Linked DNA regions of Homo sapiens: all the other regions are linked to region 1. A link is an interaction called in ENCODE POLR2A ChIA-PET data of the cell type or tissue named here. Cell type or tissue: MCF 10A. All regions are shown on one strand.

What was found. Peaks named below come from ENCODE experiments on the same cell type or tissue, not always from the same donor. Only the 100,000 strongest peaks of a DNase experiment are listed, where the experiment ranks them.
Region 2: POLR2A ChIA-PET joins it to region 1 with 33 read pairs; 4 of 35 experiments call an interaction of 5 or more read pairs at or near these places.
Region 3: POLR2A ChIA-PET joins it to region 1 with 12 read pairs; 2 of 35 experiments call an interaction of 5 or more read pairs at or near these places.
Region 4: POLR2A ChIA-PET joins it to region 1 with 13 read pairs; 6 of 35 experiments call an interaction of 5 or more read pairs at or near these places.
Region 5: POLR2A ChIA-PET joins it to region 1 with 13 read pairs; 3 of 35 experiments call an interaction of 5 or more read pairs at or near these places.
Region 6: POLR2A ChIA-PET joins it to region 1 with 11 read pairs; 2 of 35 experiments call an interaction of 5 or more read pairs at or near these places.

Annotation. Positions count from the first base shown.
Region 1 is chr2:172,194,914-172,198,913 of GRCh38, reverse strand. No RefSeq gene overlaps it. Among named protein-coding and RNA genes, the nearest start is that of DLX2-DT, 94 kb to the right of the region's middle. In MCF 10A, no CTCF peak of the experiment used is centred here; DNase peaks (open chromatin) are centred at 1,903 and 2,893.
Region 2 is chr2:172,459,089-172,463,088 of GRCh38, reverse strand. All of the region lies in intron 1 of ITGA6 (integrin subunit alpha 6), which reads right to left. Among named protein-coding and RNA genes, the nearest start is that of ITGA6-AS1, 4.9 kb to the left of the region's middle. In MCF 10A, a CTCF peak has its summit at 879 (motif pointing right); DNase peaks (open chromatin) are centred at 898 and 2,178.
Region 3 is chr2:172,440,386-172,444,385 of GRCh38, reverse strand. The region is part of intron 1 of ITGA6 (integrin subunit alpha 6); the gene reads right to left. Among named protein-coding and RNA genes, the nearest start is that of ITGA6, 15 kb to the right of the region's middle. In MCF 10A, no CTCF peak of the experiment used is centred here; DNase peaks (open chromatin) are centred at 1,625 and 2,185.
Region 4 is chr2:172,247,244-172,251,243 of GRCh38, reverse strand. LOC107985960 (a long non-coding RNA gene) reads right to left here and starts at 818. Exons shown (of 6, transcript XR_001739773.3): 1 at 1-818. In MCF 10A, no CTCF peak of the experiment used is centred here; DNase peaks (open chromatin) are centred at 1,093 and 2,153.
Region 5 is chr2:172,429,227-172,433,226 of GRCh38, reverse strand. All of the region lies in intron 1 of ITGA6 (integrin subunit alpha 6), which reads right to left. Among named protein-coding and RNA genes, the nearest start is that of ITGA6, 3.6 kb to the right of the region's middle. RefSeq lists an enhancer at 1,705-2,904. In MCF 10A, a CTCF peak has its summit at 3,764 (motif pointing left); DNase peaks (open chromatin) are centred at 2,346 and 3,646.
Region 6 is chr2:172,446,505-172,450,504 of GRCh38, reverse strand. All of the region lies in intron 1 of ITGA6 (integrin subunit alpha 6), which reads right to left. Among named protein-coding and RNA genes, the nearest start is that of ITGA6-AS1, 18 kb to the left of the region's middle. In MCF 10A, no CTCF peak of the experiment used is centred here; DNase peaks (open chromatin) are centred at 134 and 2,474.

The DNA.
Region 1 (4,000 bases):
CACACCTTCTTGGGGAGACTAGAAGGATCCTGCCTTTATTTAATATGTTGATATTCTGTTCATCATCAATATTTTTTTTTTACCAATTTTGATTGCCCTACAATAGTATTTATCTCATTTATTGAGTTTTTTTGGTATCCCCCTTAAATTTTGTGCCTAAAGTGAGTGTTTCACTTGCCTTACCCTCGTCCTGGCCCTGACTAGGCAGATAATCACCAGGCACGTGAGGAGGGGCGTTTCCCCAGAAAAAATTACAATAACTCATCCAGTCATTTGCTTATATTTTCACCATAGAACTGTAGGCCAGATGCATCAGCCATCTTCATATCTAAGTCTTAGGAGCCTTAATTACTCTAAGGGATACTCAGAAAACCCAAATTGCGTTACTAAGTAGTATTTGTCTGGAAGGTTCTTGGCCTTAGGGCAGGATTGTCTTACTGAGGCAAACAAGGTTTTAGGCCAGTGGTTATTCCTCCCCAGGCTGCACTTAGGAAACTTTTGAAAAAGTTGCCAAGGTTCTACCTCTAGAGATTCTGACTTAATTACTCTGAAGTGACACCTAGGCCGGCTTTTTTAAGAGTTTTATTAAGATATAATTTGCATACCATAAAATTCACCCTTGTAAGTGTAATGATTTTTTATTAAGATATATAGTTGTATAATCAGCAGCACAATCTAGAATATGTAGAACCTTCCCTTCTCCCCAACAAGTCTCCTAGTGCCAATGTGTAGTTAGCCCCCATCCTCACCCCAGCCCCAGGCAGCACTGGTCTGCTCCTAGTCTTTAAAGATTGCAAGCACCAGTATTTTTCAGAAAGTTTTCCAAGTGATTCTAGTGCGCAGACATGGCTAAGAACTACCATTCTAGGCCTGGTCCCATGGCTCACACCTGTAATCCTAGCACTTTGGGAGGCCGAGGTGGGCAGATCACTTGAGGTCAGGAGTTCAAGACCAGCCTGACCAACATGGTGAAACCCCATCTCTATTAAAGATACAAAAGTGGCCGGGCATGGTGGTGGGTGCCTGTAATCCCAGCTACGTGGGAGGCTGAGGCAGGAGAATCACTTGAATCTAGGAGACAGAGGTTGCAGTAAGCTGAAATCACGCCACTGCACTCCAGCCTGGGCAACAAGAGCGAAACGCCATCTCAAAATAAAAATAAAAATAAAAACAAAAACAAGAACTACCATTTTAGACACCATAGAGCTAAACTCTCTCCTTAGTCCTGCCTCACAAAATCTGGATATTTTCTGTTAGAAGTTTTTCTTCTGGAAAAATATATCTTTAATTTCATATAAAAAAGTATTGCAGGAAATAGAATAAGTTTTATGACAAATAGCCTGTAGTCAACTTTGCCAAAATATCATTAAGTGAAAGATGTCTGTACACATATCCACACGCCTATAAGTATGATATGCCTCATTTCTACACAGGCTCAGGATACAGAGTTCTTCTGTTTTACGGTAAAATTAAAAGCTCAGGGTGCTATCATCAAAGTCATAGTCATTTCCTTAAAAATTAACAAAGAAACATTTACCTCAGACTGGAAAATTACAAGGATTACAAAACTATCGTCTTTAGATGTTCAAAAGTTCCTCAGGGGAAAGTTCCAGAGAAGTACAACGTATCTTTATGATTACGTTGCACAAACATGGAGATGATAATGCAGTAGTGCTGGAAAAGCCTAGAACAAACAATCACTGACAAGTTATCAGGTGGAGTTGAGGTCCTTCTGCCATTTTAGGCATGCAGGGCAAGCAAGCACTTGCACAGAGGTGAGCCCGAGGAACAGGAATGAACTTGAAATAATTCACAAAAAATGCCAGCCCCAGAGGTCTAGAAACACGTGTGAGCAAACCACAGCCAGAGGCTGCGGGGTGAGTCAGGGCTTTCTCAACACAAGCAATGCTTCTGCCTTCACGGGCCGAAACAGAGAACCGCAGACACCAACAGCCATCAACGCAGCCAGTGCGTGGGAAATGTTTCGGGGTGCAGTTACAAGACTCCACCCAGACCGCTCCCTAAAATTGCAAAGCTTTAAAACAGTGGCCCTCAGCCAAGAAGGGGCCGTCTTAGGTTAGGCCACTGAAGTTCTCCAGCAACGAGGTAGTCGGCAGTCAAGAGAGAAGCTTCCGAGGGAAAGTAGCCCTTAACTATGGATAAGGAACGTTTGCATTTTAGTGAAGTGGATGGCCCAAAGCCATGCTTTCTCTGCCTTCAGGTTTGAAATTCTCAACATTTACAAAGATATTGGGGGCAAAAGTTATCTCCTCCTCTGATTATCAATGAGTAGTTTCTCTGAATTCATAGTCCACAGGAAAATCTCAAATGACTTTGACAAAATCACCTGAGAAGGGTGAATAAAGAAGGGTGACTGAAGACACGCCACAGCCCACACTCCCCCACACCAAGTCACTAGAAATGACAGAAAATAATTTTAAATAAGTGAATTGGAAACAGTGAAGGTAAATAAAGAAAGGCAGCATCTAGCCAGAAATAATGAGCCATTCCTGAAAGACAGAAGACAGATCAAATCAGAGTAATGAATACAAATCACATCCAGGAGAGGCAGTTGCATGGAGTGGGGATGACTCCTTAAATCAGATGAAGAGGATATTGGGAGCTTGTGCAGACCAGGGTGGTTCTGGGCCACGATCAGAGCTGGTGGGACATCACAGTAGGACCGTCAGGCAGGTGCTCTCATTCACACGCACACAAACACACATGCACACAAACACAAACACATGCACACACACACACATGCACATGCATGCCAAACAGTAGGCACAGCAAGCCCCAGAGGCGTCCATACCCAGTGTTTGCACAGAGAAAGAGAGCAATGTTTCTGGTGGTTGGCCTCACCCAGAAGGAGGGGAAGCATCTTGTCCAGAAGACTCCACTGACTCACCTGCCCGGCCCCATGTCCTGCCCTACTGCCAGACGCAGTGCATTCTCAGACACACCTTCTGGGCCTCTCAAATCAGAAAGGAATACACAATCATAAACCAGGAAAGATTTGAAGAAAACCCTTACTGTGACAGAGAGGATGAATTACAACTAAGAAAAGAACTAACCTTCAAAAATGAAAGTCATCAAAACCCAGCAGGTGGGCTGACCAGCAGATAGACACAGCATAAGATAGACTTAGCAAAGAGGTAGAGTAGAGAAACTCCTCCAGAAAAAATAACAGGATAAAGAGATTAAACGTATGACAAAAACATGGAGGGTACATCCAGAAGAAAGAGAATCTAAGAGAGGAACTCACTAAAGAAATGATAGAAGAAAATTTCCTATAGCTGAGGAAATGCACGTGTCCTTGAATGAAAGGACCAACCTGGACATATTATGGTAAAAGTTCATAATGCCTAAAAACAAAGTACCTAAAATTAACAAGAATCAAATTACTATCTGACTTCCTGTCAACAAACAAATTTCAAGAAGCAATGGAGGCAGTAACATCAGCAGAAATGACAGAGCAAGGACCTCTGGAAATCTTCCCCTCTATATAAATACCATAAGAACACCAAAAATTGTCAAAACCAACTTTTTCAGAACCTGGTAATTAACCAAAGGCTTGCAATAATCTGGGGAGTATTTATTTAAGAAAATGATTAAGGCCAGGCGTGGTGGCTCACACCTGTAATCCCAGCACTTTGGGAAGCTGAGGCGGGTGGATCATGAGGTCAGGAGTTCAAGACCAGCCTGGCCAATATGGTGAAACCCCATCTCTACTAAAAATACAAAAATTAGCCGGGTGTGGTGGCATGCACCTGTAGTCCCAGCTACTTGGGAGGCTGAGGGAGAAGAATTGTATGAACCCAGGAGGCAGAGGTTGCAGTGAGCCGAGATCGCACCACTGTATTCCAGCCTGAGCGACAGAGTGAGACTCCATCTCATAAAAAAAAAAAGGAAAAGAAAAGAAAGAAAATGGTTAAACCTCAGTAACAACAGCAAGCTTTGTGGCATTTTGACTTGCCTTAGTCTCATTCCTCTATCCCCA
Region 2 (4,000 bases), 260 kb before region 1:
GGTCATGAGGTCATGAAACCACAGGGAGCTAGAGGCAATGAGAGGATGGTACAGAGTGCTGTGGGCACCAGCACCTGCTGGAGAGGAAGGGAGGATGTCACTAAGAGATGACAGCGGGACTGGAGGTGGCCAGGTAAGGAACACAGCATATGCAAAGGCTGCAAGGGAAGGAGCCAGAGAAAAGGGAGAAGAGGGACACAATGGGTGACAAGAAGGGGTCGAGGATCAGCAGCCTGGTCAGCAGCGCTAAAGGACGAAGGGTCAGAGACCCTCTGAACCCCAGGCTTCTGTAGCCTGCTGTGTCCTGCAGGGTACAGCTGCTTTTGGGTGTCCTGTGGTTTAAAAAGCTGTGGAGGTTGTCCCATTTACATGCCCAGTCCCTCAGAGTGGGTTGGCTTCCCTCAGCCTCTATCTGCCACTTGTTCTCCACTCTCTGTAACTAATACGTGTGGGACAAAGAATAGGCATTTAACTCGAATTTGTTGGCTGGTTACAGGGGCTGTGGTGACAAAATTTCACAAATGCCCACACCAAGCTCTTGCAGAAGAGGTCCTCGTGTCTTACATGCGGCGGCTACTGCAGATGACAGCAGACCACATGGCAGGATGGGGGCAGCAGGCTGGTTTGGGGAAAAAGGACAACAGATTCGAAAAGAGACCTGCAAACGACAAGAGAAATGTACCCACAGAGAATAACGTTAGCTGTTGCACCGCCTCTGGGCGAGCTCAGCCTGCACATGGTCCTGGCACTGTCCTTCCTCCACCTCAGGTGGTCCCACAGGGGATGGAGGAAGCAGGAGTGTTCCACCGCCCCTTGCAAATCCCCTGGGCAGCCGTGGGAGGAAGAGCTGACACCCAGCAGCAGAGGGCGCCCCTGCTCCAGTTGCGCCCGGTCTCCTGGGACCCACCGCGATAAGGTGGCAGAACCCATCACCGAAAGGTAAGGTAAAGCTACACCTTGATGAGAGAACACAGTAACCCCAACCACATTCAGCAACTGGAGGCGCCTTCATCCTCAAGGTAAAGCTGCCCTCCCTGGTTTGGGAAACAAGCAAAGGCTCTTAATTCGCCTGGAACCAGCCTTAAAGGCAGGAGATCACAGCCCATTAGCTGAGGCTGTGCCTAGCAGGAACAATAAATAAGGTAAATAGAGCTGTGTCCAAACAATGACAGCAGAGAACAACCTATCTACTTCCTAATCTAGGTCATTTAGGGTCTGGGTGCTGGTCTAAGCTGTTCAGGACATGGTTGGCTCCTGAGCTAGCAGAGTGGGTACAGGTCCAGGAGGGACAGTCTACACCTAGGAGGACCCTCAGCCCACACAAAATCCAATTTATGCTCAAATTCCAGCTTTCTTCCCTTTCCCTCCAAGGCCCTTAAATGCCAAAAACTGGGCCCAGGCCACCCAGATGGTTCAGTGTGAAAAGCAGGTACTCTCTGGGCACTACCAGGATGCTCACAGCAACTCCTAGGACCAGGGCAGCTGCAGCACTCATTACTGACCATCCCAGTACGTTTGAAGGAGGAAAGAGCTATGTGACAACTCGACCTTCAGAGCCACAGGGACCAAGGGATATGAGTTAGGGCCTTTGTAGGGAGGTGATAGAAATTAACAGAGCAGAGCCTGAGAGGTCTATTCCCATATGCGGTCAAGGCAAGAAAAACTAAACAAAGGGCAAGAATCTGGGTGTGAACTAAGATCATTTCAAAACCGGCCAGTGGACAATGACCTCCACTGAATTTTAAAGCTGCACCGAAATAAAAACTGCCTTGGGATTTCAGCATATCAGAAACCCACACTTAAAAGGCAAAACTCAAAACCACAAAATCATCTTTAACGATAAGAAATAAACACTGAGATACTAAAATGGAATGTAAAAATCTAACGATATAAGTATAACAGTAACTGGGAATATGATATAAATTCAGGTCTTTGGAGTCTAATCAGAGCTCTGGGCACAGAGACTCAGGACTCACTATCATGCTATGAACACAAGGTTATTTCAAAATTCTTCAAGTAAGCCACATCCGTTTCATATATTCAAGTTCTCCCCCAAAGAGAGCTGGTATACTTTTGCATAAATACTTCAAATCAAAAGTTCTAAACACTGGGACACTTTTAAAACTCCAAGAACAATGGCAGCTTTGCTTCACTGTCTTTGGCAATAATTCATTTCCTCAAGGATTAAAGATTCTGCCCCTAGCTATGCAAGCTGGTCAGAGGAAACATGAAATATTGCACCATTAGAACAAGAACACTATTATTGCTTAATTTAAAACACAGCCTGCTTAGTTTGTCCAAATTAAGACCTAAAAAGTTAGAAAGTAGCATTATGTGGCAATTGTGTCACCTTTACATTTAACCCATTTTCAAACTCAGAATTTAATTTTTGCTAAAGTAATAAGTACAAATGATAGGAAATCAAAAAATAAAAGACTTAACGGTAGAAAGCAACAGATTCCAAACTCATCCCAAGCCCCACACTCCGGACAAACCTCTTACTTTTCATTCTGGATTTACTTCTCCATAATTCTGGATTATTATATATGTATTGATTTATCAGCTTTAGGCAATAACTGTTGGCCCCATAATATGAAAAGGAAAGAACAAACTGCCACCTCCCATCCTATGTTTAATAACTAGATTTAGTTCCTCTATTTGCTACTCTGAGTTTTAAAGATTTAAACCTCTATTTTCCCTTCAACTTTTGACAGAAATCTTGATTCCCTAGTTAGTGAGACAAAGCTATGAGCATTTGGATTCTTCCTTCCAAACTTTCCTCTTAGTTTCTCCATGTCTTGCTATCTACCAGCTACACCTTTACACTTACAGGACCTATTACCACTTACATTTTGACTTTTAACCACAATTCAGTCATCTATTCTTTTACATAGCCAAATAAGTATTACTCAGTGCTGAACCAAACTGTATTCTGATTTTCCTTTTTCTGTCTGGGAGCAGTATCAGAAGCCCTCAGCCTCAAAAGAAACTGTTCCTAGCATTAAGGTCAAACAGACTTGCTATTCTTACATTCTATCAATTGCTTTGTGTACTTCACATTTGGACCATGACTCTTGCTTTCCTTGGCTTTTCTCATTGCCTTTCTTTTTTCTTCTATTGTTCACCTTTATCCAAGCCTCAATCTTCTCTAAGCTCCCAAGCCATACCCGCGTTAAATCAGGATCTCATCTTGGCTCACACTCCCTTCTCAGAGCCCCTGGACCTTTCTGCAGCAATGTAGACCTGATGTTCTGCCGGGCCTGCTACACAGGATCATGCTGGAACAGCCCTTCATGGCTATCCTGGGGTAACTGGATTTGATCTGGGATCTGATGTTCCCCCTTGTTTGAATTACTTTCTTAAATACTGTCCTAATAGCATATGACAGGTAAACTGAGTGTGACTCTGCATATACAAAAATGTCTTTATGCTGCTCTCACTCTTGATAGTTTGGGTGTAAAACTCCAGGTTGAAAAACATTTTCTTCAGAACCTTGATGGCACTGCTGTAATTAATTCTAGTATCCAGTGTTGCCAGTGGAAATTCTGGTGTTAGTCTGACTCTCAAAAGGGTAACTTCTTTTTTTTGAGACAGTCTCTCTCTGTTGCCCAGGCTGGAGTGCAGTGGCATGATCTCTACCTACTGCAACCTTTGCCTCCCGGGTTCAAGTGCTTCTCATGCCTCAGCCACCCAAGTAGCTGGGATTACAGGCATGTGCCATCACGCCTGGCTACTTTTTGTACTTTTATTAGAGATGGGGTTTTGCCATGTTGACCAGGCTGGTCTTGAACTCCTGGCCTCAAGGGATCCGCCTACCTTGAGGCCCCAGCTACCTCAGTCTCCCAAAGTGCGTGAACCACCGTGCTCCACCACGTTCTCTACTTTACCCAAGGCATTCTCAACAGCATGATGGTGAGCCTATGTGGGACCTCTTTCACTCCACAGACTTAGGACATGAATTTCCTGGAAACTCTTTTTATTGTGTGTGGATCGTTTCATT
Region 3 (4,000 bases), 250 kb before region 1:
GTTATTTCAATATTTTAGCAACTAATACTTCTTTGTGTATACTGAATCAGTCCTACTTGGACTTGCTATTGCTGAGATAATATAGTGTATGCCTGTAGCAGCTACTACCTCCAGAAAGCTTACATCTTCTTTTCTGCTCCATAACAAACTGGCAGACCAAAACCATAATTAGAGATATCAAGGAAGTTACAAGAATGGTGGGTTCAAGTCTTGGCAGTACCACCCGTTAGCTGAGTATCACTATGGATTATCTGTGAAATCGTTCTATCTAAATATTCTCATAGGGTGTTGCAAGGATCAAATGAAACGATGGGCCAGGCATGGTGGCTCACTCCTGTAATCCCAGAACTTTGGGGGCCAAGGTGGGAGGATCACTTGAGCCCAGGAATTTGAGACCAGCCTGAACAACATGGTGAAACCTCATATTTACAAAAAATACAAAGATTAGCCAGGCGTGGTAGTGCATGCCAGTAGTCCCAGGTACTCGGGAGGCCGAGGCGGGAGGATCACCTGAGCCCAGGAGGTTGAGGCTGCAGTAACCCGTGAGTGCACCACTCGTACTCCAGCCTGGGCGAAAGCGTGAGACCCTGCCTCAAAAAAGAAAAAAGAAATAACATCAAGTAACTTTGTAAACTCAACACAGTGATAAAACATGAAACACTATACGCAATCTTACACATTCCAACAAGCCATTCTAATTTTAACACATACATTTTAACAAGCATAAAGTACAGCTAGGACACAAACATTGAAGCCTTCAGGGATCCAACAGCTTGGGCATAAGGCTGGAAACTCGATTGTTGAAAAGACTCTACTAAACCCACTGATAGCGTAGCCTGTGGTCCTATCAGATGGTTAGGATAGAAAGGAATGAGGGCAGCCACTCCTCCAGAATCAGCCGTGACCATTAAAACAACAACGCCGGCCAGGCCACTCTGCACTAGGAATTAATTAATTCACCTTAAATTAATTCATTTAAGGTGAAATGAGGGAAGCATAAAGTTCTTCACTGCAGCACTGCTTTTAACGGCGAAGGATTAGAAATTATCTGAATACCCAGACTGGTTAAATAAATCATAGTTCATCCTCGAAACTGAGTATTATGCAGAGATTAAAAATAATAAGGAAGCTCTTTATTTACAAGATTGAACAGGCATTAAAACATACCAAGAGAAAAAGAGCAAGGTGCAAAAGAATCTACATGGCAAATGGGTAAAAAAAATCTATGTACATATTTGCTTGTAAATGTATAGGTAGCTCTGAAAGATTCACAGTAAGCTGGTAAAACAATGGTTGCCTCCAGGAAGAATAGGATGCCCAGAGATCAAGGGTGGGAGGCTGACTTTCATTCCATCTTTGTAGTTTTAATATTTGTACCATGTGACTGTACTACCTATTCAAAAATAAATTAAAAATGAAATTTTAAAAATGGAGGTCAGTCCATGGACACGAGGGTCACTGAAAATCTTGCAGAGAAAATGATGGAGATAGTGAGGTTAAAAAAAAAAAATCAGCGCCCACAAGTCATGAAGCAAACCTTGTAATTGCATAAAACAAGCTCACACATGCTCTCTTTATGTGGGCAGTTGCTGGCAAAGAGTCAAAGATTGATTTTTACAGCCCGTTCCAGAGGCATGACAACACATCAGTAAAGCAAGCTCACAAACACGTACCTACTGTGCGCCAGGCACTGTGCTGGCAACTGGGGCATTACAATGAAGAGTGAATGTAAGGCAGAGGGCAAACTACATGGAAGAAAAGAGGTGCAACAGCTGAAAAGGTAGATAAGCTTTCCTAGGGAGTCCCACAGTCAAGTGAGCTGCAGCATAAAATGAATGACATCAGAGACAGGAACTCTAACCTTCCCTATGAACATCCATGGCACTGACAGCATTCAGGGGAACCTTTCAGCTATGAAAATACATCCAACAAGAACTCCTCACCCTTCGTCTATCCTCCTTTCAGAAAGGACTGAATCTGTCCTTTCTAGGGGAGTCCCAATATTCAGACTGAAAGCACTGTAAAGTGCTGTTTATAAATAGCTGCAGGGTCCAAATGCTTTAGTCCTGGATGCTGTGGGCACTCCTCAACCTGCCTGGGGCAATCACTTCCTACCGGGAGGAGCTGGGTTCACCCAAGCAGAGTGAGTCAGTGGCCTGAGTCAGGCACCTCGCCTTTCATCTAATCTAAAGCAATGAATGAGGGGTGTGGCGGTAACCAGGACTCCTTATTCAGAAACATGACGCAGGGGTTGGTGAGAAACATGGGGAACACACAGCTGCTTCTGGATTTGTGGCCACAGGCAAATCCGAGCCTAGTTTCTAATGGAGAAATGTTTATCATCTGAGCAACTCAGGATGGTACCTCTCTATGATGAGAAAGAGATCTGGACAAGTTTGATGGGACACGAACCGACGTACTTAAGCTTCTGGTGGCATTTTATAAAAACAGACACATTAGCTAGCTGGACCTCTGCTTAGGGGTGAGGGCGGGATGGGGTTCTAGTGGGAAATGAAGCAGAAACAACTCAGGACAAGAAGGGAATTGTAGGCACAGCTCTGTCTGTAGCTGGCTGCAGGACTATGACAAATCCTAGGTCTCCATTTCTTGTTCTATGAAATGAGGATGGTGGTCTACCTTTCCAGGCCATTCCCCAAGTTCCTTCCCAACTTCTACAAGTGGAAAATAGTTTCAATTGTAAAGAAATTCACAAAAACATTGGGTATTACTAGAATGTGTCTACTCTCGTTCACAGATGAAAACACCTGTGTCTTATGCACTGAGGTTTGATTTTTTTTTTTTTTTTTTTTTTTTTTTTTTTTTTTTAAAGAGACAGCGTCTCCACTCTGTTACCCAGGCTGGAGTGCAGTGACACAATCATAGCTCACTCTCACCTTGAGTTCCTAGGCTCAGGCCTTCCTCCCACCTCAGCCTTCCAAAGTGCTGGGATCACTGGCATGAGCCACCATGCCTGAGTTTAGATTTATTTTAAAGCATATTTTTAAGAGTTACAAGTGTCAGGCTCTGTTAAAGCTCTAGGCAAACACAGATAAATCAGACCCAAACCCCTGCCTTCAGTGGCCTCACAGTTCAGGACCCTCAGTAAGCTTTTATTCTGACAGCTAATAGATAGATAATATTTATTAGTTTCTATTCTGATAGCTCCCAAATAACTTATTAGAAATCTCATCATGAAAACATCAGTAAGAAAAAAGAGAGCCTATTAAACTCAACAGGATGAGAGCAACGGAGAAATTAGTCATTACCAACTCAAGAATCTAGAGCTGCTCCCAGGTAATAGATTAACATGGGTCTAAAGGAAGCAGGGTGGGGAGAAGGGATTAGTGAACAAGGAAAGTATTTGCAAGACAAGCTAAAGATGGCCTTAATACAGAGGACAGCTGTTAGTCCAATTGGTGTTCCCTGAACAAACAGGCACTTCCTTTCAAACTTCAAGCCACAAATCAAGCCTCAGCTTCAATCAGAACACAGAATGCAACTGAAACCACTCTTGGTTTCATCTTAAAGCTACCAAGAGTTAAGGAGTACTAACAACATATAAATGACAAATAAGCTAATATAGCCAGGCATTTTATTAGTTGCAATTTTCTGTTACTCAATTAAAAACTTAAATTACTTGGTTTCTCAAAGGCTGTTGGTGCCAGGTATACAACTGCTGAATTCAACTCATAGCAGTCCTTAACCGGATTGGAAAAACACATAATAAGCTAAGAGACTAAATTTCAACTTGTACCATAAATATGTTAAACTTTAAATTTCATTGCCACTAATACACATTAGAATATAGTACTAAATGATACAGCACAATCATATATTGAGTTAAAGTTTGTTTAGCTTATCAATACTTTATGGCCTCATAATATGAAACAACATCATTTCCGGGCAAGAAATGATGTGAATATACTTAACAATACTGAATCATACACTTTAAAATGGTTAAAATAAATTTTATGTTATGTATATTTTACCACAATTTTTT
Region 4 (4,000 bases), 52 kb before region 1:
ACAGCCAGTGACCCTGTAGTGCAAACATGATCAAGTCCCACACACCTTTCCCATCTATAAACCTTTGAATGCCTTCCCATTGCTCTAGGAAAAAGACGAAATTCTTAATGGGGCTTGCCTTTCTCTCTCTGGTGCTTGCCTGTCTCTCTCTGGTGCTTGCCTGTCTGTCTCTGGTGCTTCTCTAGCCTCATTTTGCAGCCACTTTGCCCCCTCTACAGTCACGCCCCCTTTGTCTTTCAGTTCCGTGATTGTATCATGTTCCCTCCAGTCTCAGCACCTTTACGCGCATGCATTCCTCCTGCCTAGAATATCGTTCCTGCTCAGCCCTTCATCTAGTTTAACCCCTAATACTCTTCAACCCCCAACACGAATATTATTTGCTCAAAGCAACAGTCCGGGTCTTTCTGTCTCCCTGCCATTCTCTTCTAGCCTCATTACTCCCCTGTTTATTCATGTGCTGAATGAGGCTAACACCTCTCCTGTCACTCTCTAGATTTTCTGCAAATATTAAATGAGGTATATGGGATGGCAGATGCAGAATGTATGTCTATTCCAACTTTCTAGTGTACCTTCCTGTACCGAAGAGACTAGTAAGCTAAAACCTAGTTTCCATACTCCCTTGCAACTACGTCTCCTAGGTGGTTTGGGTTCTACCAATCAAATATCCTTGAACAGGGCTGAAATGTAGATAGCTGAGAAGGGAGAGGGGCAGGGATGAAGTATGCATTCTGCTAGTATAGATCAGAGCTACAGTCACATGGCTATGGAGCCAACAGCACTGATCTCCAACTCAAAACAAAGGTAATGCATTCTTGGACCCAACATTTCTGGCAGTGGCTTCCTGATTGTGGCATAGGCAGATGCTGTAATGGCAGGCCAGTTCTGGAACACAGCTGTGGGAATCATCCTGGAGGTCCATGCTGAAGCCTCCTCCAGCCCTTCCAGCCATGTTGTAAGTACCTAATTCCTTATATCAGTCCTTTTCTGCTTAAACTACTTAAGTGATCTCCATTATCTGCACTTAACACTGCCCAGTAAATATGAGAAAGTGCTTCCAGAACCACAAACTGCTATGGAAATGTGACTTATGGTTACTCATCAGGGGCCCAGAGCTTCCAGCCAAGGAGGGGCCATGAAAAGAATCATCAGTCATGGAGTTTCAGGAAGAGCAGGCAAGTGGCCACACTCTAAGAACAGTCTCCCCAGAGTCAACAGCTTTTTGTTGTTGTTGTTGTTGTTGTTGTTGAGACAGAGTCTCACTCTGTCACCAGGCTGCAGTGCAGTGGCATGATCTCAGCTCACTGCAGCCTCCACCTCCCAGGTTCAAGCAATTCTCCTGCCTCAGCCTCCTGAGTATTTGGGACTACAGGTGTGTGCCACCACATGTGGCTAATTTTTTTGTATTTTTAGTAGAGACGGGGTTTCACCATGTTGGCCAGGATGGTCTTGATCTCCTGACCTCATGATCCGCCCACCTCAGCCTCCCAAACTGCTGAGATTACAGGCACGAGCCACTGCGCCCGGCCAACAGACATTTTTAAAAGAAAAGCTTTTGATAAATTAAATTTAACAGTTTTTGGAAGCAAAGAATGATTCATGAATTGGGCAGCACTTAACTAGAAGAGATTCAGAGAAATTCACTCTGCAGTGTGGGCAGTATTTATAAACAGAACAGGAAGTAAAGGACAGAAAGAGCTTTATTGGTTACATCTCAGCATTTGTCTTGTTTGGACATGGTCTGATCAATCAGCTTCCTGTGATTGGCTAAAGCATGGCTGCTTGTGATTGGCTGAGACTCCACTGTTATGCTCCTATTAGACTTCCAATTTGTTTACTTACTAAACTAGGTTGCAGTTTGTTAATTAAAGACTCAAAGTACAGACTCAGCCTCAAGCCAATAGCCTCCTGCTTATTTCATTTAATACCATTTTAATCCAGAATCTGCACTTGAAAACATGTGTCTCAGTATCATTTTAGAATGCAGCTCGCCTTCTATATCCTTGGTTTTCCCTACTTGGAAAACACACACAGCCTGGAGTTTGCCATCTGTGGCATTTGAGGAGGGTTTTCTAGAGTTAAGCATCCCCTAATACATATCCAGGAAGGGCTGAGACATTCCTTTATCAGGTAGGAATCTCATGAGTCATTCCAAATGGCCTGTAGGTACCTTTCTCACTTTGACAAGTATATCCTGTATCCTGGATAGTTGCTCATTCTGCAGTCATTCTCAACTCCAGGATGGAGTGAGAGAAAGGATGCAGGCTTTTGTTGTTGCTCACTCCCCTGACATTTTTCACTGCTCAGGGCAGACCATCTCAGCACCCACTAAAGCTAGAGCCGGCTGAGGCTATTGGGGTGAGTCCCAACAGGATGACAGCATGGAGGTCTTGCTTCTTCAGCACATTTTTTTCTCCAGCTGTCTACAAACTCTGGCTCAGCTAGCTACAAAGAGCTCAGCTGGAATGCCCCGGGTGTGGCATCCATGAGCTTGAATGGAAAACCTGAAGCTCCGAGGAAGTGGGGGTGAGACCCAACAAACATCACCTAAAGCAGCCTTGGGGCCTCTGATTATTTCCTGGCTCATTTTACCATCCCTTAAAGGCCTGTGGTGATCATCTGCCAGGAGGAAAGAGTGTCAGCTAAAGATGCTGGAGGGGAGGTGGAGGATTAGTAAGAGATTAAACCCACAGAGGCTGGAGACTCGGCTCAAGAGAAGTGGCTAGGGAGAGAAAGAATAAATCACCACCAGATAAAACTGGGTTTCTTTTTGGCCTGTGTGAAAATGAACTTGCATCCCTTCTGGGTGGGAAATGTACCTCTGATGTACCCGGAAGCTCACCTGTGTTCTGGGTGAGACTGGGTGCTCTGGGAGCTGTGTTTTGGCTATCCTTCCCCAGAAAAAACTCAGGGCCCAGCTGCCCAGGGAAAGGGTGGCTGAGTTGTAGGACTCCTCACATTGACCCTGTTTGCATCCAGAGCAGCTCCAGCCATATTTGTTTTACATGCTGGGCTTCTTGAATGATTTCAGTTAAAGAAAGTAATATATTAAACTAAAAACAACAGCAACTGGAAAGCCACCAGAGGGCTTCCAGGCTTCCTGATCCCCAGTCTAGTGCTTCATCCTTCTATCGACTTCATAAGGTTATACAAAGGTTTCTGTAAGGTCAAGGGGCAAAGCCTATAGCCAGTGCCTGCCCCCAGCATATTATTACCAATAGGTCTCCTAGGAAAGAGTCCTCCCAAAGAGAAAGAGAGTCAGGCCATAACCTGGATCAGTGACTGAGACCTGGAATCAGAGGATACAGTGCCCTGGACTCCCAGCTGCATTCTAGGAACACCAAATAAGATGGAAAGAGTGGTTGGCCTAAAAATTTGTAAGCCATTGGGAGCCAAGTCTCACTGCTCTGAACCCATGAAACAAAGAACAAAATAGAGGTGAAGATCAGGGGTTCCCCCCGACCCAGCTGAGAGGCCAACTTGGGTCAGCCTGCCGAGGGACTGCTGCAGCGTGAGTAGAACAGGCAAAGCGGCCTCAGCTCAGTGTGGCCCTGGTGCAACTGGGCTTGGACAGCCATCTGGGCAGCAAGTTCCCAGAGCTCTGGGAGCAGGGGGGCCTCAGGAGGAGCCCCCACCACCAGCCAGAGTCAGGGCAGAAGGAAGGGGACCCTGCGCAGGCCACACACGAGCCACCCCAGGGACTCTCGGAAACAAGGGTGACCTCAAGGGAGGTAGAGGGACCTGCCTCAGCAGGAGCCTAAGAAATATGATACTCATTGTCCCCTTTCCACAAAAGCCCTGATGGCTGTGGCCTGGCAATCGCAGGCTACAAACACAAGGTACAGGTGATGGCTTAAGAAAAGAATGTGAGAAATGACTCAAGGTTCATGCTGTGACAGCTCATATAGAGTTAGGTACCATCCTAATATGGAGGAAGAGAAGAACACTTTCCACTGGAGTAGTTACAGAAGCTGCTCAGAGGACGTCAGCCCTGGCTGGGCCT
Region 5 (4,000 bases), 230 kb before region 1:
TTCAGAACCCCTAAGCTTCCTTCCAGATATAAAGTTATTTGATTCCAGAGTTGTACCCAAGCCCAGAAAGGGAAGATGGGCACCGGGGGCTGAGACTACGTCCACTTCCCACTGCTGCAGTACGTAATCTTTACCATCCTCCCAGGAGCCAGCGGGGGTGCTACACAGATCCCCAGATCCCATGCTATGGCTCCTAGGCTCACCCCCGGAGCAGGTAAGCAGCCTTCCCACCATCCTACCGAAAGAGTTAAATATATCCAAGATTCCCTTACTATCCTTGAAGAAATAAACCTGCCGCTATCAATTCACAAGTGACTTCACACGTGTACTGCACACTTCCATTTGACCCCCACACCCCTGTCAAGTTGCTTTCAGAAAGATCTCTATTCCACAGTCATCCTTCTCTGTCCAGCCTCATAACAACCAACCACCTCAGCAAGTCCCGAGTACCCACTGCAGTGTAGGTCAGCCTGTATTTCTGGGGTTAGGTTCTAAAGTCTGCCTTTAGGGCAAAAGCCAGGTGAAATTTACAAACACTCATGAAAATCCCTTAGCTGGAACCCCCCGCCTTTGAAAAATCAAAAACCAAGAATTAACGTCTTGTGCGTTTCTTTGCTAAGCTTACAGATTCCGTTTCCTCAGAGGCAGAAGACACCAAGGCCTGAGCAAGGAAGGGCAAAGGGTTAAAGAAAGGGATTTCTCCCTCTCTCCACCCTCAGCAGGAAGAGTTGATGTCACAGGTTAAACTGAGTGTATAATATCAGTCTCTATTGTATTTGCAAGGCATATGCTAGGTGCTAGCAGGCAAAGAAATGAATGTAAGACCCCTGCCCTCACATAACCTACAATCCAGTTGGGAGAGATTAGATCATGTCCTAAAGATAGTGGATCACAGTTTAGCACAAAACATCAGAATTGTCAGACACAATGTGCTACAGACATCCAAAGGAGTTAAAGACATTGCTTTAGTGTAGGATGGGGAAATTTTAAACTGGTTCTTAAGCTATGATTATATTCTTAAAATGGGCTGATTCAGCACTAAATCAGTGTTTCAGGCACAATTGACCCTGTCATCTAAGCTTACAACAGTATTTTCTGTTTTGTCTCACTGTCCCTCTTGAAAATACCAAATAATTCACTGGCCTCACTGTCCACAGTAATATGTTGAGCCGAGGTCTTCAGGAAACCATGCGCCATAATTCTGGTACTATTTGGTTATGAAAGCTTAAATTAAATCTCAATATATTGTTATGCTAAGAGAGTCTATATAACTGAGAACACAGAATAACCACTTCTTTATAATAAAGGAATCCTTTTATATAAGCATTTATCCTGACTTCCCCAACAAATTATTTATACCATATAAATACTTTGACCCTTTTTTTCCCCAACCCTGTCATTACTTGGTCTCACACCAGCCTGTGTTAAAATTAAACTTGCCTATTTCTGCTTTCTTGCAGAGTCCTAAGACTTCCTGTAAGTCTCGCTGCCCGTTTTGGCTTTTTCTCTACTCTTAGCATTCAAGGTGACCCAGCAATCCCTGGAAGATGGCCCTGGGCCACATGGCACTCCGAGTGAATAAATGCAAGGAAGCAAGTGCTTAGGTACACATCCTGAATACAGCTCTGATTCTTGGCTAGCTACAGCCACACTTCACTGGGCTTTTTCAGAAGGGAATGGGGTGGAGGCAGGCAAAGAAGGACGGACCCAGAACTTGTTCCAAGGCCAGCTGGAATAGAGTCAATAGTAAGAGTCCAGGCACCAATATTTAAATAGATAGCCCTGACCTATGCATATGGGAAGCAGTTTGATAAATCAACACAATATAGTACACTTCCAAAATTCAGATGCTTGCCGATTTCTCTAGGTCTGAAGAACATTTCTGGCTTTTCCATTTAAAAATGGCATGAGCATGGGTCAGAGATTCAAATCCACATTCTGTTAAGATTCTGCTCAAGCTGAACTTTCAGCTTCAGTTTCTTCATCTGTAAAAAGAGGCAGTTGGACTAGATGATCTCTAGTTCAGAAAATATGATTTTAAGAGATGGAACATGACAAGTCTGAGAAAAGTCAAGAACAAACCTAGTAAGGGTCAGAACAGAACAGACCGCGGGCCTGGAGCATTTCTGGAAGACAGTGGTGGTCAGAGAGAGAGACCCCATAAAGAAGAAAATGAGGGTTGGCAGAAATCCAAAATGACTTCATGAGACTATCTCTTATAGATCTCCTTCTTCTAGGTTCTTCCCTGTGATCATATATAGATCCATCTCTTCCCAGAAGAGCTAAGAGTGATGATTCATAGGCTGGATATACCCACAGTCATCATCACATACCTTCCACCTCTGGGAATGACTCAATCTTAACTACCTAAGAGAAATTAAAGAGTCCAAGGTGCTCAGACCCTGACCTCAGTCACTCGGCGGACCAACTTGGCTGACCATTGAGTAATCTTTTGGAGTCCGAAACTTCTTTAATATACAGCCTGAAAACCTGGATGAAGTTTATGGTATCTACTTCAATTTTATAGTCTCCAAAGCTTTAGGAACACCCGACATGTTTTGGGGCTCTCTGACACAATATTATTCTGCAAAAGTCATAACTGGAGTTTAAAATGTGACTGAATAGTTAAAGGCACTATAGAAAATTTGAACTACAAACATTTATGATAGGTCTTCTATGATCGTGCTTTTATCTGACCGTCCCATGCATCTGATATTTTACTTCTCCTTCCTCAAAGTCCTCTGTTCATTAAACTCACTTTTGTTATAAGTCTAATTAAGACCTATTAAAGTTAAGTTGCTTTGAACATGGGTTTCATAAATATGACTGAGTTTAAAATATCATTACCCAAAAACAACCACCTTTGGCTTTACTCTCAGGCAATCTTAGAATCACAGAATGTTTAAGACACCTTGTAAGGTACCTGACACACAGTAGGTACACAATTACTGCTTTTTAAATGATCATTAACAGCTACCATTTAGTCAGCAAGTACCCATGCCAGACAGGCATTAAGCACTTTGCATATTATCTCTTAATCCTCATAATAACCCCAGTAAGCAGTAATATCTCCATTTTACAGATAAAGAAATTAAAGCTCAAAGTAAATTAACAGCTGCTAATAAAAGGCCGAGAAGGAATCTCAGCTTAGGTCTCTCTCCCACCAGGTCCCTGAAAGACCCCCACTGAGTTTTTCCATAGAGTTTAGGAAGCTGGTCCAGAAGTTTTCTCAGTCTTACTGGCTCTGCCATTTACACCCACATTCTTTACTGTCAAAGGTTGACAACTGACCTGTGCTATGGCCTGTGTGTGCTGGTTCTCCTGGGAAGACCAATGCTATTCCTGAAGCTGGAATAAAGCTTTACAAAAGCATGGAGGTGGGCAGCACGTGACATAAACCACAGCCTCTTTAAAGTGTGGTCACTGCCTTTGGACTCTAGGAAACATACAGTCTCCTTATACGGGGCCTCTCCCCTCTGTCAGCTGCTAAGAAGAGCTTTCCTAGAAGGCATCAGACCCCATTGCAGGCTTATCCTTACCTCGGGAGGAGTTGCCTCAGCTCTAATACCAGAGAAGCCCAGCAGCAGTAACAAGTTTTAGCAAGCATGCTGCTAACCTTCACGACACAGATTCCTGGCAAAGTCACGTTTCGCAAATCTCCACTGCCAGGATATTTCTTGTCCCAGTACTTTCCCTTCACACTTTTTGCTTGAACAAGTATTTCAAGGAAGCCACCGGTTTCAGTGGGGCTCTGGTGCAGAGAGAGAATGCCCAGGAGAATGAATTCCCTCTGCTGGCCCACAATCATTTCTGCACTAACAAGCTCAAATTCTACACACCAAGTATTCCGAGACAATAAACGTCATCTATTAACTGAGTTAACAGGAACCTTTCATTTCAGATTTACAGCTTAACAACAATTATTTCTGAGAGAAAGCAGAGTATAAGCAGCTGGCCAGGCATATAGCCTCAGACCACCCTCCTAGAGCCTCCCCACCCC
Region 6 (4,000 bases), 250 kb before region 1:
TCCAGTATTCTCACTGCCAACTTTAATCCAGTTTGTGATCAACCCTTTCATTTGTGTTTTGCTTCAAGGTGGCCACTTTCACTGTCTGCTCTGAGCTCCTGCAAACTCCTAAAACAAAGGCCTGAGTCACCATCACATCATACCTGAACAACTATAGTATCATTCTAACTGGTTTGCTTCTACTCTTGTTCCACCCGAGCCCGTCCTCCACATCTGTTCTTTGCAACTGCTGTTCTTTGCACATCTCAGGTCATATCACATCATTCCTCTGCTTACAGCCCTCCAGTGGGTTCCGATGGGCAATGGAATGAAATTTGAATTCCTGCCACATTCTACAAGGCCCATGGTGAGTGGCCCTTTCTCTGCCTCTCCAGCTGCACCCTCTAAGGTGTGCACTCCTGCCACACTGACTCCGTTTCTGTCCTTTGAACATAGCAGCCTCATTTCCATCTCAGAGTAACCGCAGTCGCTTCCTTTGGTTCCGAACACTCTTGACTCAGATCTTCGCTGGTTGCATCCTTCACATTCCTCAGGGCTAACTCCACCATCCTCTTCTCTCTCTTTTTTTTTTTTTTTTTTTTTGGAGAGGAAGTTTCACTCTCATTGCCCAGGCTGGAGTGCAGTGGCATGATTTCGGCTCACTACAACCTCTGCCTCCCGGGTTCAAGCAATTCTCCCGCCTCAGCCTCCCAGGTAGCCTGGATTACAGGCATGTGCCACCATGCCGGGCTAATTTTGTATTTTTAGTAGAGACGGGGTTTCTCCATGCTGGTCAGGCTGGTCTCAAACTCCCAACCTCCCAAAGTGCTGGGATTATAGGCGTGAACCACCACACCCAGCCAACCATCCCCTTTCTCACAGAGGCCCTTCCTTGAACAGCCTAGCTACCAGCTTTCTCTAAATCACCCCTACATTCACCTGATGTAATAATCTTCACAATCTTCATCAGTACCTGAGATCGTGAAAGTCAGCTGTCCCATCTTTCCTCCCCTAGAATGCTGTTAGCTCCATGGGCACAGGGACTCTTCTTCTGTTCCCTGAATACAACATCTGGAGCAGTAGCTGGTATATCCTTGGCATTCAATAAATGGGATGAATACAACCTTAGGTACCTTAGGTAGATATTATTCATGCATCCCAATATTTTTCTTCGCCAAAAAAGTAGCAAACGAACTACTCATATTTGTAGGACATTCTATAATTACAAAATCCTTCACATATACTTTTATTCAAATATCTCAGCAATTGGGGGGTAAGTATCTTCATTCTAGAAAATAAAAATCTGAGGCCCAGACATTCCCTGACATGGGTAGGGCTTCCAGCCCAGTGCCCTTCCCACTGTGCAGCATTCTTCCCACCACAATTGGGAGCCCTCCTCCTCCATCTAGCCACACCCTGGCCATCCACCAGGAGCTGCCCCTCCTCCTTTCACTTCCCAGGCACACAAGGACTTTGACGCCTGTGCTCACATTTTCCTGCCACCTTGCCCCCAACCCCATAAACACTGTCAATTACCAAGCTCCAGCTCCAGGCCTTACCTACGATTTTGCCTTCAAGACCCCTAACTCAAGTTTCATCATCTCCAAGGGCAAGTACTTCTCCCAATTTCACTTTACTAGGCTATAAACTCCTTGAGGGCAGGAAGCAGATCCTGCTTTTTTTTGTAACCTTAAGGGTGTTTGGAGAAGAAAAACCAAACCCTATTTTTAAATTATACTTACTGGATAATCCAGTTGGGCAAGTGTGAGCTAAAATTCACAGTGGAACAAATCCAGCCCGGAATTTTCATGTTTACACAGAAAGTTGGTTAAAAGGCTGAGGCTCTCTTTTGACTATAAACTACAACTCCACATTCAAAAGACTAGATTTCTAATAACCTTCTAAGAAATCACAAACATAGCCTACTTTCAAAGGAGGCAAACAAGCTATTATTAATAATGCCCCAACAGCTATCATCTCCTATGCTCTCATATTAGGTACTCTGCCTAATAACATGAGACACTATAAGAGACAATAATATAAGAGACACTATTGCCATTACCCATTTTACAAATGTGGACACAAATTGAGAAGACAAGTAACTTGTCCAAGGTCACACAGCTGGTAAGTGACAAACCAGGAGTTGTGCCTAGCACTCCTGGGCTCCCAGATCTTGCTCTAAACCACTACTCCAAGAGTCTCCTTTCTGCTTGATTTGATGACATCACTACACCCCAGTTTACTCATTAAAAAAAATCTATTACAAGAGCATGGTCAGTTATAATTAACGTCTATTAAGTACTTTGAGATCTGTGCTAAAGGCAAAATTAAAGGCAAAGAATACCTGTTACCTTTAACTGGAGCACAAGACCAGCAATTTTATCCTGGCCTTCCCAAAATTTCACAAGATGCCTTCTTTCCTGCCTCCTTGAAAGAGCATGCTAGAACTAAACCCATTTTCTAGTGAATATGATGCTCATGTGACATTTGCGCCTGAGGGTTCTAGTTCTTAACCTGACTCAGTTAAGTCCAGACTGAGTGTCTGGACTTTACTATGGGTGTGTCTCATTAAGAGCAAGGGAGCTCATGCAGTAAAGGAACATCCAAAGCAGAACGTGTTTTTAACATCCACAACTTTCAACTCCTTCAGCTCAAAGTCTTTACCACGTACCGGGGGAAAAAATGTGAAATCACAACCCTCAATTTCAACTATTTAAAGGGAATATGCTAATAAGAGCGGTCAGATCAGGAAAATGGAGGAGGAGACAGGAAAAGAATTCTGGAATTCTGGTTCTATCCCTAGGATCTATTTTTGGTGTGACCTTGGTCCACCAACACTTGCTTCTTACCTCCCAACATAAGAATTTCAATAACCTCAAGGAAAAAAGAATAACATTAGCAACAACATAAAAATCACAAAAGCAACTGGCCTGCATTTAAAATGATCAAGAATTCCACTTCAACAGAAATTTGTAAGTACAGAAATAAATATATAACTAGCTCATTTTAAAATAAAATTGGGGCTGGGTGTGGTGACTCACACCTGTAATCGTAGCACTTTGGTAGGCTGAGATGGGCGAATCACTTGAGATCAGGAGTTCGAGGCCAGCCTAGTCAACATGGTAAAACCTCGTCTCTACTAAAAATACAAAAATTAGCTGGGCATAGTGGTGGACGCCTGCAATCCCAGCTACTTGGGAGGCTGAGGCATGAGAATAGCTTGAACCTGGGAGGCGGAGATCACACCACTGCACTCCAGTCTGGACGACAGAGTGAGACTCCATCTCACAAAATAAAAAATAAATAAATAAAAATAAAAATAAAATTTGGCTAGGCGTGGTGCCTCACACCTATAATCCCAGCACTTTGGGAGGCTCAGGCAGGGAGATCACTTGAGGTCAGGAGTTTGAGACCAACCTGGCCCACATGGCGAAACCCCATCTCTACTAAAAATACAAAAATTAGCCGGGCACGGTGGTGCACACCTGTAATCCCAGCTACTTCAGAGGCCAAGGCACAAGAATCGCTTGGACCTGGGTGGTGGAGGTTGCACTAAGCCAAGATTGCGCCACTGCACTCCAGCCTGGGCAACAGAGTGAGACTCTGTCTCAAAAAAATTAAAAATAAAATTAAATTAGGTGAAAAGTTTTCAGCTGACCAAGCAATTCATACCACTAAGACATCTCTTAAAGAGCCACAATAAAACACTGTCTACTGCAGCAAGGAAAAATGAAAGTCCAAGTTCTGATAATTGTCTCCAGGCAATCCTGTTCTTTCAGTTTCACAAGGCAGCTGCCAGATCTTGTCAAATGTGGCATTTAATCATTTCCTGTGCTTCTGAATTACCAGATACCCGACTTATCAGTTGCCAAATGACATTTGTGATTTGGAGTCCAATCTCTAGTGAGTTTTCCTTTCAAGAAACCAAGTCTAGGAAACTGTACACACTTGGATTGTGAGCTCACCATTTCCATCCCTGACCTTTGCACAGTGCTCGGCACATAGTAGATGCTTAGTAAAT